Linked DNA regions of Homo sapiens: region 1 is linked to region 2. A link is an interaction called in ENCODE POLR2A ChIA-PET data of the cell type or tissue named here. Cell type or tissue: Panc1. All regions are shown on one strand. Links, peaks and the distances in the headings refer to the core of each region. The heading gives the core; the rest is flanking DNA.

What was found. Peaks named below come from ENCODE experiments on the same cell type or tissue, not always from the same donor. Only the 100,000 strongest peaks of a DNase experiment are listed, where the experiment ranks them.
Region 1: POLR2A ChIA-PET joins it to region 2 with 17 read pairs; 3 of 35 experiments call an interaction of 5 or more read pairs at or near these places.

Annotation. Positions count from the first base shown.
Region 1 is chr7:27,518,434-27,523,813 of GRCh38, forward strand. No RefSeq gene overlaps it. Among named protein-coding and RNA genes, the nearest start is that of TSL, 95 kb to the right of the region's middle. In Panc1, for the core only: no CTCF peak of the experiment used is centred there; no DNase peak of the experiment used is centred there.
Region 2 is chr7:27,207,602-27,212,981 of GRCh38, forward strand. No RefSeq gene overlaps it. Among named protein-coding and RNA genes, the nearest start is that of HOTTIP, 9.9 kb to the left of the region's middle. RefSeq lists enhancers at 2,746-3,246, 3,247-3,747, 5,303-5,380. In Panc1, for the core only: CTCF peaks have their summits at 2,933 and 3,153; a DNase peak (open chromatin) is centred at 2,913; H3K4me3 peaks cover 571 bases; H3K27ac peaks cover 503 bases.

The DNA of each region.
Region 1 (5,380 bases), core at 126-5,125, 310 kb after region 2:
GGAACAAAACTAAACCAAGCAAGGAGAATGAATCATGTTTGGCACTTACAGAGAGTGGTCCTCAGGTCAGGGTTAAGGTCATTAAGGGGAGGGAGAGAGAGACGAGATGAAAGCTGCATTTGCTCTGGAGTCTCTGGGATTGGGACTCTGAAGTGAAATTTCTGGAAGAGGTCTCAAATAGTCTAAAATTACCATAGAATACTTCAGTTCTATCCATAAATGGTATATAAACGAAGTTCAAGAGGCTCAAAACAAACATAAAAGACTAGTGAACTTAATATCATCTGAACTCAGAGGGGCTGAAAAGCTCCATCTGGAAGTGAATTAACTCTTTCAGGGCACAAGGCTATCTCTTAATGGTGCTGGGAGGAGTAATTCACTTCCAAAAGGCCCAGACCATCATTTTTACAAGGAGAACTGGCAACAATTATGCTCAATTCGTATGATTAAAGGGAAAATAGTGAAAAGATTTTAAGTTTTGATTTGACAATGTCCATGAGAAGTTTTCCACTCTAAAATCCTGTTTAGTATTGACACAATATTTATTCTAACCTACAGTAATCCAAACTCTAAAGTATTTTAGGCATTTATCATGTTTAATGACTACAGCAAATGCCAAATTTTGTCCTTTTGAAGATAAAATGCTGCACTCAAAAAGTCATGGGATTTGCATATACAGCCAGGGCTGAGAAACACACCCCAAACCTGCTTTTGATTTTATGAGTCTGGCTGTGAAGAAGGTTTCCATAGTTTCTTCCTCTGCCAATGTCATTATTTCACAGAGAGGCCTGCCAAAATGCAGCTCGAAGCTAAGCTTATGTGTCAGGTTTATTCAAGTGGCTCATTCTAGATGAGCTTTCTTGCTATCTCTTTACCAGGCATGACGGACTATCATTAATAAAAATGTATTGATCTCTGAATCTATTCCTGGCTATAAAAAAAACCTTAATAAATGAGATGGCTATATGAGCAATAAATAATACCTAACCAGAGAGAGTCCAAAAACTGTCAGAAGCACATGCCTCATGTTTTCTTAAACCCTTAACTATGGGGAATCAGAATTTTAGAGCTAAAACAAACCTTAAAGATCAATGGGATGCCCTCATTTTAAAGAGAAGGAAACAGATCTACAACACACACAGCTTAGTGCTGACCTAGGGCTAGAGCTCACGTCTCCTGTCTCCCAGCCCGGGAACCATTCTTGTAACCAAGGCATTCGAAAGCACTCCCTGTAGGCTGGTTGCAAAGGGCTTCTGATTTACTGTGTTTTCCTATTAATGCTCTAATCTGAATAAAGAAGTGTTCATCCCCTTTAGATATTCTTGAATTATTAAATGATGAATACAATTACATAGCAAAAGGTCATCTTCAGTCTGTCTGCCACCAATGAGAGACGATTCCACTTGCGCATCGGTATGATGGACACGCTAGTTTATGGGTCTGACACCTTGCATGGAATGTTACAAATCCCTATGATGTCCTTAAGCTCCCTCTTCAATTGAACTGAAAGATGGCTAAAAACCCCACTCAAGCAGACGCCTCCCCATTGGCTGGCCATTTGAGAATACTCAAGGGTGCAGTTACCGCAGCTGAGGCTGGTAGTAACTCGTGCTGTTTTCCTGAGCAGCAGCAGGCTTCTGATAGTAGCCTGGGTAGAATTTATGCACGTGGATAATTTTGCCCCATTCTCTGCTCAGATTTGCCTTTCTCCCCCCTATAATGTGGACATAATATACACATTTCTGATTGCTTAGAAAACAAGATAGAAATTTGTGTAATGTGAAGAATGGCCAAGGAGTAGGCCCAGTTCATTTGGTGTTCACTTACATGTGGACTCAGCTGTGGCTGAGCCGTGTGCTCCATTATAATGGTGTCAGATCAGTAGGATGGCAAAGAGTCTCTCATACACCTATTTACAGATTCCCTTGAGTAAATCAAACCTAGATTATTCTGAGATTCACCTCATGTCTCAAGGTCTACATAGCATGTTATGTAAGATTACATTTGCAACTGCTGTACTCCATAAGGGGCAATAGGTGCATGCTTTACTGTATGCAAGTACATAAAAGTTTAGACTAAGCTTGCTACCAAAAATGCATACTCTCTCTTCCAGAATTTCTCCAGTTTTAGCAGCATAAGCTAAACTTTTGACTAATAAACTTGGTCTGCTAAGCAAGAATCTTTAAGAAAACGTTTATGCAGTCAGTAATTCACCTAACATAAATGTAATGCCCTAGCTTTCACTCATTCATTCATTTATTCAAACGCTTATTGAGCTCTTAATGCTAGGTGCTGAACTCAACGCAAACCTCAAAGCTGATACGACACATTCTGTGCCGTCCAGCTCACAGTCTGGTGAGGAAGACAAATGAGCAAAGCTGCAAATATAATGTAACAGGGCAAGTCCTATGATGAGAAAGATGTCAACAAACTGCTGTGAAAACAGAGTGGAAACGACTGAGTCTGAAGTTGCTGAGGAAGGCTTTTTAGAAGACAACAGTGCTGAACCGGTCACGGTGCCAGAAGGGGCGGCATTCCAAATGGAAGAAATGGCATGTGCAAATGTACTGAGGTGTGCAAAGCATGGCACGTTTGGGAAAAGACAAGTATTGTGGGCAGTGGTGCTGGTGAAATAGAAGCCCCAGCAGGATGGCTTTGGAGACCAGACTGTATCCTAGGCTCAAACATTCTAAACAGGGTTGGCCGGATTGGATTTCAGTCTTAGAAAGACCTCTCTTGCAGCAGTGCTCAGCAATTGGGAAATAAAACCAGGCTGGTGGCCAAGAAGCAGCTTTAAATCTAGAGTCAGAAAGCTTAGTAGCTGCCAATGGCTGGGGGCCGGGAGAATGAGCAGTGATTACAAATGGATGCACGGGATTTTGCAGGGGTGATGGAATGTTCTAAAACTGAATTGTGGTGAGGGTTGTAAAACTCTCAGTTTACGAAAAGCCATTCATTGTATAAAAGGAGCAAATTTCATTGTATGTACACTATACCTTTAAAAAGCTGTTAGGGAAAATAAAAGGTGTCGCTGCAGATACTGAAGTGCCCTAGATCAGGGGTCTCCAACCCCCGGGCTGAGGACCAGTACTGACCTGGTCCGTGGCCTGTTAGGAACTGGGTTGCGGGGCAGGTGAGTGGCCAGCCGGTGAGCAAGCATTACTGCCTAAGCTCTGCCTCCTGTCAGATCAGCAGCTGCATTACATTCTCATAGGATCCTGAACCGTATTGCGAACTGCACATGTGAGGGATCTAGGTTGTGTGCTCCTTACAAGAATCGAATGCCTGATGATCTGAGGTGGAACAGCTTCATCCCAAAACCATTCCTCCAACCACCACCCATGGAAAAACTGTCTTCCACAAAACCAGTCCCTGGTGCCAAAAATGTTGGGGACTGCTGCCCTAGATAAGAACTGGTGAGGGCCTATAATAGGCACTAGAGATTTAGAATTAGCTAAGGAGAATGGGTGGAGGAATGGAGGAGTCAGGGATGGGTCCTGAAAGCCTGGGAGGAGTCGTGGGATAGGACCAGAAGGAGAAGCAGGGCTTTGGGGGAAAATGAGGAGCTCAGGTTTTGATATGCTGAGTTCAGGTCTTGTGGAACATACACCTAGAGCAGCGTTTCTTAAACTTTGCCTGACTGGCATTTTGGGCAGGATAACTATTGTTGTGGGTGCTGTCCCGTGCATTATAAGAGGTTTAGCAACATTCTTGGCCTCTGCCCACTAAATGCCAGTAAAATGGACAACCAAAAATGTCTCCAGCCATTGCCATGTGTCCCCCCTGGCAAGCAAAACTGCCACAGTTGAGAACCACTTATCAAAAGATCTTAACTCATGATATTTTCCTTAGGCTTTTTAAAAATTGAGAGGTAATTCACTATTTACAAGTATACAACTCAGTGATTTTAAAATATATCCACAAAGTTGTGAACCACCACTATTAATTCCAGAACATTTTCATCACTCCCCCCAAAAAACTCCATATCCGTTAGCAGTCACTCCCCATTTCCCCCTCTCCAGTCCTTGGAAACCACTCATCTACTGTCTGTATGGATTTGCCTATTATCCAATACTTCAAATAAGTAGAATCATACAATATGTGGCCCTTTGCATCTGCCGCCTTTCACTTGGTATGTTTTTAAGTTCATCCATGTGGTAGCATGGATCAGTACTTTATTCCTTCGTATGGCCAAGCAATCTTCCATTGTGCAGATATGACAGTTTGTTCATCCAATCATCAGTTGGGGGATATTTGGATTGTTTCCACTTTTTAGCTATTATGAATAATGCTGCTATGAACATTTGTGTACAAGCTTTGTGTGGATATATTTTTTTCCTTATGCATCTAGGAGTGAAATTGCTGGATCATGTGCCAACACTGTTTAACCTTTTGAGGAACTACCGAGCTATTTTCCAAAGTGGCTGCACCATTTTATATTCCCAGCAGCAATGTATAAGGGTTCCAGTTTTTCCATATGCTGCTATCATGTGTGATTGTCCTTATATCTTTTGTTTTCATTTCCAGAAAGCATTTAATATTAAGCTAGATGGTTTATGACAACTTCATAGATGAGAAAATGAATGGTCAGTAGAGGGTGGCTTGTACAGGGTCACACTCAGAGGTAATTCCTTTCCAGCACAAATATTTTGTTCGTGTTGAAAACTGTATAATTGATTACAATTCTATTCTATCCTTCACGTAAGATGCTGACGGGCTGAAATGTGATCTGATCTGTTTTTGCTGGTTCCTTTAATTTGCAGAGATTTGGCCACAGTTAAACCCCTTCCCTCTCAACTACTCGAAAGGCAGCATTTAGCAAGTAGCCTCTCTGTTGTGCCATTACTTCCCCTCGTTACTGGATCATTCCACTTCCATCCGTATAATCCCATAACATTTCCTATTTTAAAAATATAATAAAACTCCTCCTGGTCCCTTATTTGCTGCCAATGTCTATCCCATTTGTCTGTTTTCCTCTGCAGCAAAGCTCTTCAAGAATTCTCTATACTTACTGTTTCCAATTCCTCTCCCACTCTCAATCCAACTCTCATTTCCAAGACTCCACCAAAACTCTTGAAAAAGTCACCAGTGATAGCTCTTTTGCCAAATCCAAATGATTCTCAGCCCTATTACTCAACTCACAGATCATCATTCCCTCCTTAAAATACTGTTTTCATTTGGCTCCTGGGACACTGCTCCCATGTTTTTCCCCTACTTTACTGATCTCTCTGCTTCAGTCTCATTTGCTTGTCCCCCCTCATTTTCCTAACCACTAAAGTTACAGTAACACAGGGCTCAGTCCTTGGACTGTTGTTCTTCTTTACTTAGATGTCTATTAAGGCATCTCATATAAATCTCTGATTTTTTTCTCCTAAACTTC
Region 2 (5,380 bases), core at 100-5,099:
GTATGTAAATTAAAAAAGAGAAGAAAGTGTGTGTACATATTTTACAATAATCTCGAACGACTCCAACTATATGTTGCAGAAGCCATGAGCTCTCTGCCCACTGTCTGTGGGGTATCAGCAAGATTGACTCCTACCAAGCCTTGGGCACAGTGGTGGGTTTAAGGGTCCCATGTCTCCAGATCCTAAGATGGAGTTCACCGCAGGGGTGAGGGCTCGGGTCAGGGTAAGGGTGGGGACTGCAGAAGTCAAACAATTCGGAGGAAGAGGGAGAGGGGAAGAGAGAAGCCACAGACAAGCCAGGAGACAAAGAGGAAGGGAGAGATGGGAGGGAGAAGAATAAGAAGCAATGAAACTGTAATTCTCCACAAAAATTTAAGCTACAGCAGCTCAAAGAAGGCCTGTTTTTAAAGCTTAGCAGAAGCCCATTCTCCGCTGAAGCCTGTTCTTTGTGGAAGCCTGGCTGGGGGGCAGTGGGGGCGGTGCCACTGTCGAGTGTTCCTTGCCATTTAGGTCCAAAGCCTCCCTGTGATTTCTGTAACTGCACAAAAACAATCTGGGCTTTAAGAACCTGATTATTGTCCAGAGTTAAATGCAGGCTCGACCTTCTGCCCATAGAGAGTCCAAACGCATGAATTCCTGCTGGTATCAGCTTCGGAGGCAGAGGTCGCGAGCTGAGCTTGGGACAACCCTTCAAGCCTGCTAGCAATTACCTGCTCTCAGCCACTTTTAAAAGGCCATATTTCTTTACATTTCTAGGATCTAATGTGAGGTTATGTCAGGTCATGGGACCCTAGGCTGGTGCAAAGTAATTTGATGTCACCAAGAGCAAGCAGACTCGTTTGTCACCCTGAGGAATAGAAGTCCCTGTGATTTCTGCTGGGAGCAGAGCAGGGTTGCTTGGCTGGGGGTGTGGAATCCAGACAGGGGTCCAGTGTGGGCCTAACCAGGTGAGCTGGGAGGGGACTTTCTGGATCGTGTGTGTGTGTGTGTGTGTGTGTGTGTGTGTGTGTGTGTGTGTATGTTTGTCTGTCTCAGGTTGAGAGGATTAAGGGATCAGCTCTGCTCCAAGCTCACACAGCAGCCCATTGGAACTCAGCATGTGACCTGGACTGATCCAGGCCCTTGGATCCCAGGTTCACTTGTGACATGATCTGGGTCTCAGTTTTTCTGAAGCTAAATCTGGTTAGCCCACCTGCAGTCCTTTCTTCCCCTAGCCCTTACCCACTGCTACTTTAATAGTCTGTAGCTGATTAAATAAAACAACGGAGTCTTCCTACCTGAGGTTTATCCAGCCATTAGGTGATTGGTGGGAGCACAGAAGGAGTCATAGCCCTTGTACCCCTTTGGGGAAACACTTCTGTGAGTGATAAGAGACGGCTAATGTCTCAGTGAAGGGCTTCAAGGCATTTGCTAGAATGGCCTCTTCCACTATTTCCAGTTCTTCCATTTTTTCAAGGGGGGTGGGGGTTGTAGGGGGTTGTGTAACAAAGCCAAAGAACAGGGTCCCTTAAGCCTTCATTTGAGAATCAGGGAGAGTGCGAACCCTGGAGGAGTATGGGTAGGCAACTTGATGGGTAAAATGGAAAAGGAAGAGGCCGCTTCCCAGAGGCCTGGCCGATGCTAGGTCCCAGAGACTTGAGCATGACAGGGTGGGGGGCCTCCTACAGAAGCCCTGGAAACTCTATCGGTAGAGCTGCCTGTGGGGGCTCCACAATGTCCTGGGATTCATACATTGAAATGTGGAGCATGGTTCCTTGGCCTTCTATATCATTCCCAAAAGGAGTATACTGGTGCCACTCTTCCTGACAATTCTAGGATGATCTAATGCCACAACTAATAGACTGAGAGAGCCTGGGCAACATGGAGAAACCCAGTCTCTTTAAAAAACACAAAAATTAGCCAGGTGTGGTAGCATGTGCCTGTGGTCCCAGCTACTGGGGAGGCTGAGGTGGGAGGATTGCTTGATCCCCAGCAAGTTGAGGCTGCAGTGAGCCATGATAGTACCACTATGTTCCAGCCTGGGCGAAAGAGTGAGACCCTGTCTCAAAAAAAAAAAAAAAAAAAAAAAAGACTGAAGGAGAGAACTCAGACTCAGACTCAGCCAAAGTGGTCAGCAAGGAGGCACACCCCTACAAGGCGGACCCCATTTGAAGCAGGCGAAGGCACCCAATAGAGAACCTGCAGTGAGCATCTCAGAGGCACATGGAGAGGCCTGCACAGAATTCTCTATCTTTTGGCCATAAGGTTAGGAGGTGCTGGTGGGGCCAGAGGAGCTCAGATAAGAGCCAGCTCTCTATATGTGGGGCTCATTTCCATGGGGTTGTGAGAGAGGCCAATCCTTCACAGAAATTAGAATCTGGATGCAAGAAGGCAGCCAGGATCAGATCTGGCCAGATGGCCCCACGGCAGAGATGGGGAAAATGTCACCTTCGAATCCTAAGAAGCTAGGCTCCTGTGCTTTGCCAAAGGCCTCGTGGGCAGCAGTCTGTAGCTCCAGCGGTTTTGCATGCCAGCCTCTGGACTCACTTAACTTCTGCAGCAATCTGTTGGTCCCCAGAGCCACTCTGCACCCTCCAGGAGAACCTACATATGGGCGCTCCAGGGATTTGCCCGCATTAGGATCAGGAGCCCCAGGAAGAGTTAGATGGGAATCCAGGCATCCTGGGCCCTGTGCTTTCGGTGGACAGCTAGATCTTTCTTGTCAAGGTGGAAATAGCGTCTCTGCCCTGGGTGGGAACCCAGACCCAGCCCTGCAATCACGCAGGCAATAAAGTAAGCACTCCACTGTCGACGGGGAGGCCAGGGAGAGAGAGGCTTCTCTTTGAGGCCTCCCACCCCCATCCAATCCAGGAGGTTGCAGTCGCTGTGGGCGGCGGCGGAGGATGCTCGCAGGACACCGCTGCAGTTGCGACCTCTTCCCACTAGATGTCTTCCCAGTTAATCGGAACTCAAGGGCGCTGTCTCTGCTCCTCGGGCCGAGACTCGGTTTCCCCTGCCGCTTTTTGAAGTCTAGCATTCCTCTGTGAAAGCTGGCTTTTCCCTTTTTTTCCTATACTCCCCTTCCCGCCCTGCGCTCTAAATCCTGGCTCTGGAAATCCACCAGAATCAAATGCTGGCTCCCTGCGGGCCCGCGTCGGAGCGGCTCACGCCATTGGAATCTTTTTATGACCTTTGATGTGTTTAAATAACATGGCAAGTCTGAGCACACACCTCGGATTAAACTTTAATCGGCTGCAGTCAAGGTCGCCCAGGTGGTAAAAGCGTTTCCTCCGACGTCTCCTGGCAGACGCTGCGGGGTCCAAGGTCTGGGGCAAAGCCCTAGGCCCCCGCCATACCCTCCTGCCTCTGTCAGGCCTGGGTGGGGGCCAGGCCCAGGGCCACCCCATCGAGCTCCAAAGAGGACTAAGGAAATGGGATCGGAGGTAGACACTCAGGGTGGGCTAATGACCTGAGCACAGTTTTTATAGCTGCTAGACAGAATAGTTAAAAATTCCAAGAAGCACTTTCAATTTCCCCTGACTCCAGAAACTGGTTGAAGGTCTAGTCATGGTCAGTGCCTTATTGCCTCCTCCCCATGGCTCTGCTCCCCTAGGGAGAAAGGGGGTGCTGGTAATGATGTTGCGGCCAAGTTAGCTGACTGTTTTTAAGGTCACCAAACCCATTAACTGTGGGCCAGGATCTAGAACCCAGGCTAAAGCAGCCCTTCTGTGTGTCAGGCTAGACAAGGTTGGCTTCAATTTTATCTGGGATGAGCATATCTTTCTGAGCCAGTATACCTGTCATGGAGAATTGTCATGGGCAGTATTTAGGAAAAGCTCCAAGAACAGGGCAGCATATGTAGTGAGAGCTTACCACTGTGCTTTTAAAAAAGAAGGAATGTACAAAAGGGCTAGAAGGACAGACAAGTCATCAGTAACAGTGCTTCCCCTGGGAAGAACTGGTGTTCAGAGGATCTGAGTAGAGAATTTTTTTTCTATAAAATCTTTTTGTAGTGTTTGTGAAGTGCACCAATTGTATGTATTAGCTATTGAGGTTATACTTTTCAGAAAACTGGTTACCCTATGTATCTCATGGCCACATATTCCTTTGGGGAATTTCCTCCACACATCATACCAGCCTTGGATTCAGGGGAGAACACTGAAATAAGTTACCCCAAGGCTTGAATCTTAGTCTTACGGACATCAACTCAGATTTCCATCCCCTGGGAGAGGTTCTCAGGCCTCTCTCTCTGGGCTTACCCCTAACTTGTAAATGAACATGCCAGCCCCAGCCATTCACAAAAGAGAATGCGTTGTCTCAAAACGAATTAAAGCCTGATCTTCAATTTTCCCCCAATCCCTGAGTGCCTAGGGGTTTGCAGAAAAGGCCCACAAATGCTCCTCCAGACCAGAGATTCCCACAGCCCCTTGACATGTATATTTGGTTTGTCAATTCTTGTCTTGAAGACACTATCAAGTGTCTTCAAGGGCCACATACTAGACTGACCTGTTGATCTCTTGACTTAGAGATAACACTATCACTGTCTAAAATTAGTTCTCATAGTGCTTCTTCATGGCCTTCTGGGGGCTGCTAATACTCTTTATCTTGATCTTTGTAGTAGTTACACAAATGTATACATATATAAAAATTCAGTGAACTGGGGGCTTAAGATTTGTATGCTTTGCTATACGTAAGTTATATGGCAATAAAAAAATTTTTAAGTGCTTCCTCCTAACAACCTGTGAGGTTGGTCCCAAGGTTATTACAATCATCTCCATTTTACAGACAAAGCAACTAAGACTCAAGGGAAGCTAGGGTCCCAGGCATCTGTGGAAGAAAATAACCAGCCAGAGACTAACCAGCAGCTTCTTCCTCTGGGTCTTGCTGCTTCAATATCCAGCTTTCTTTTCCAGCAGATTTCTCAGGTGACAGGAGCCGGTTCAGTATAGAGAGGCTCTTTTTAGAGAGATTGTGAGGTAGGAACATGTGGTCTGAGTCTTCAAATTTTTTAGTCTTGGCGTAGGGAGTCAGGGAGGGCACGCGCCCAGAGGGTGTGGGGCCTAGAGGGCCCCACTTGTGTGCCTCTAATGAGGAAGAGGGCCCTCAGGGCTTGGAACATATTTTCTTCTTATTCCAGTCCTCCAAGCCCACACGCACCCGAGGCTCAGGAGACCTCTTCAGGCGACCGCACCCTTCCGCTGAAGTCCCCCACTTCTGCCCCTCCGAGGTGGGGTGGGGGTGTTCTGAAATAACGGTGGCTGCAGTTAGATGGCTGAGGACATAGAAAGCGGTTGTTATTTATTCCAGGCACCATCACAAAAGGCTTCCAAAAATATCGAGCCGAGATATTTTATTGTCCAGCCTGTCTGCAGCCTGTAATTATGCGTTCAAGATGTTTAAT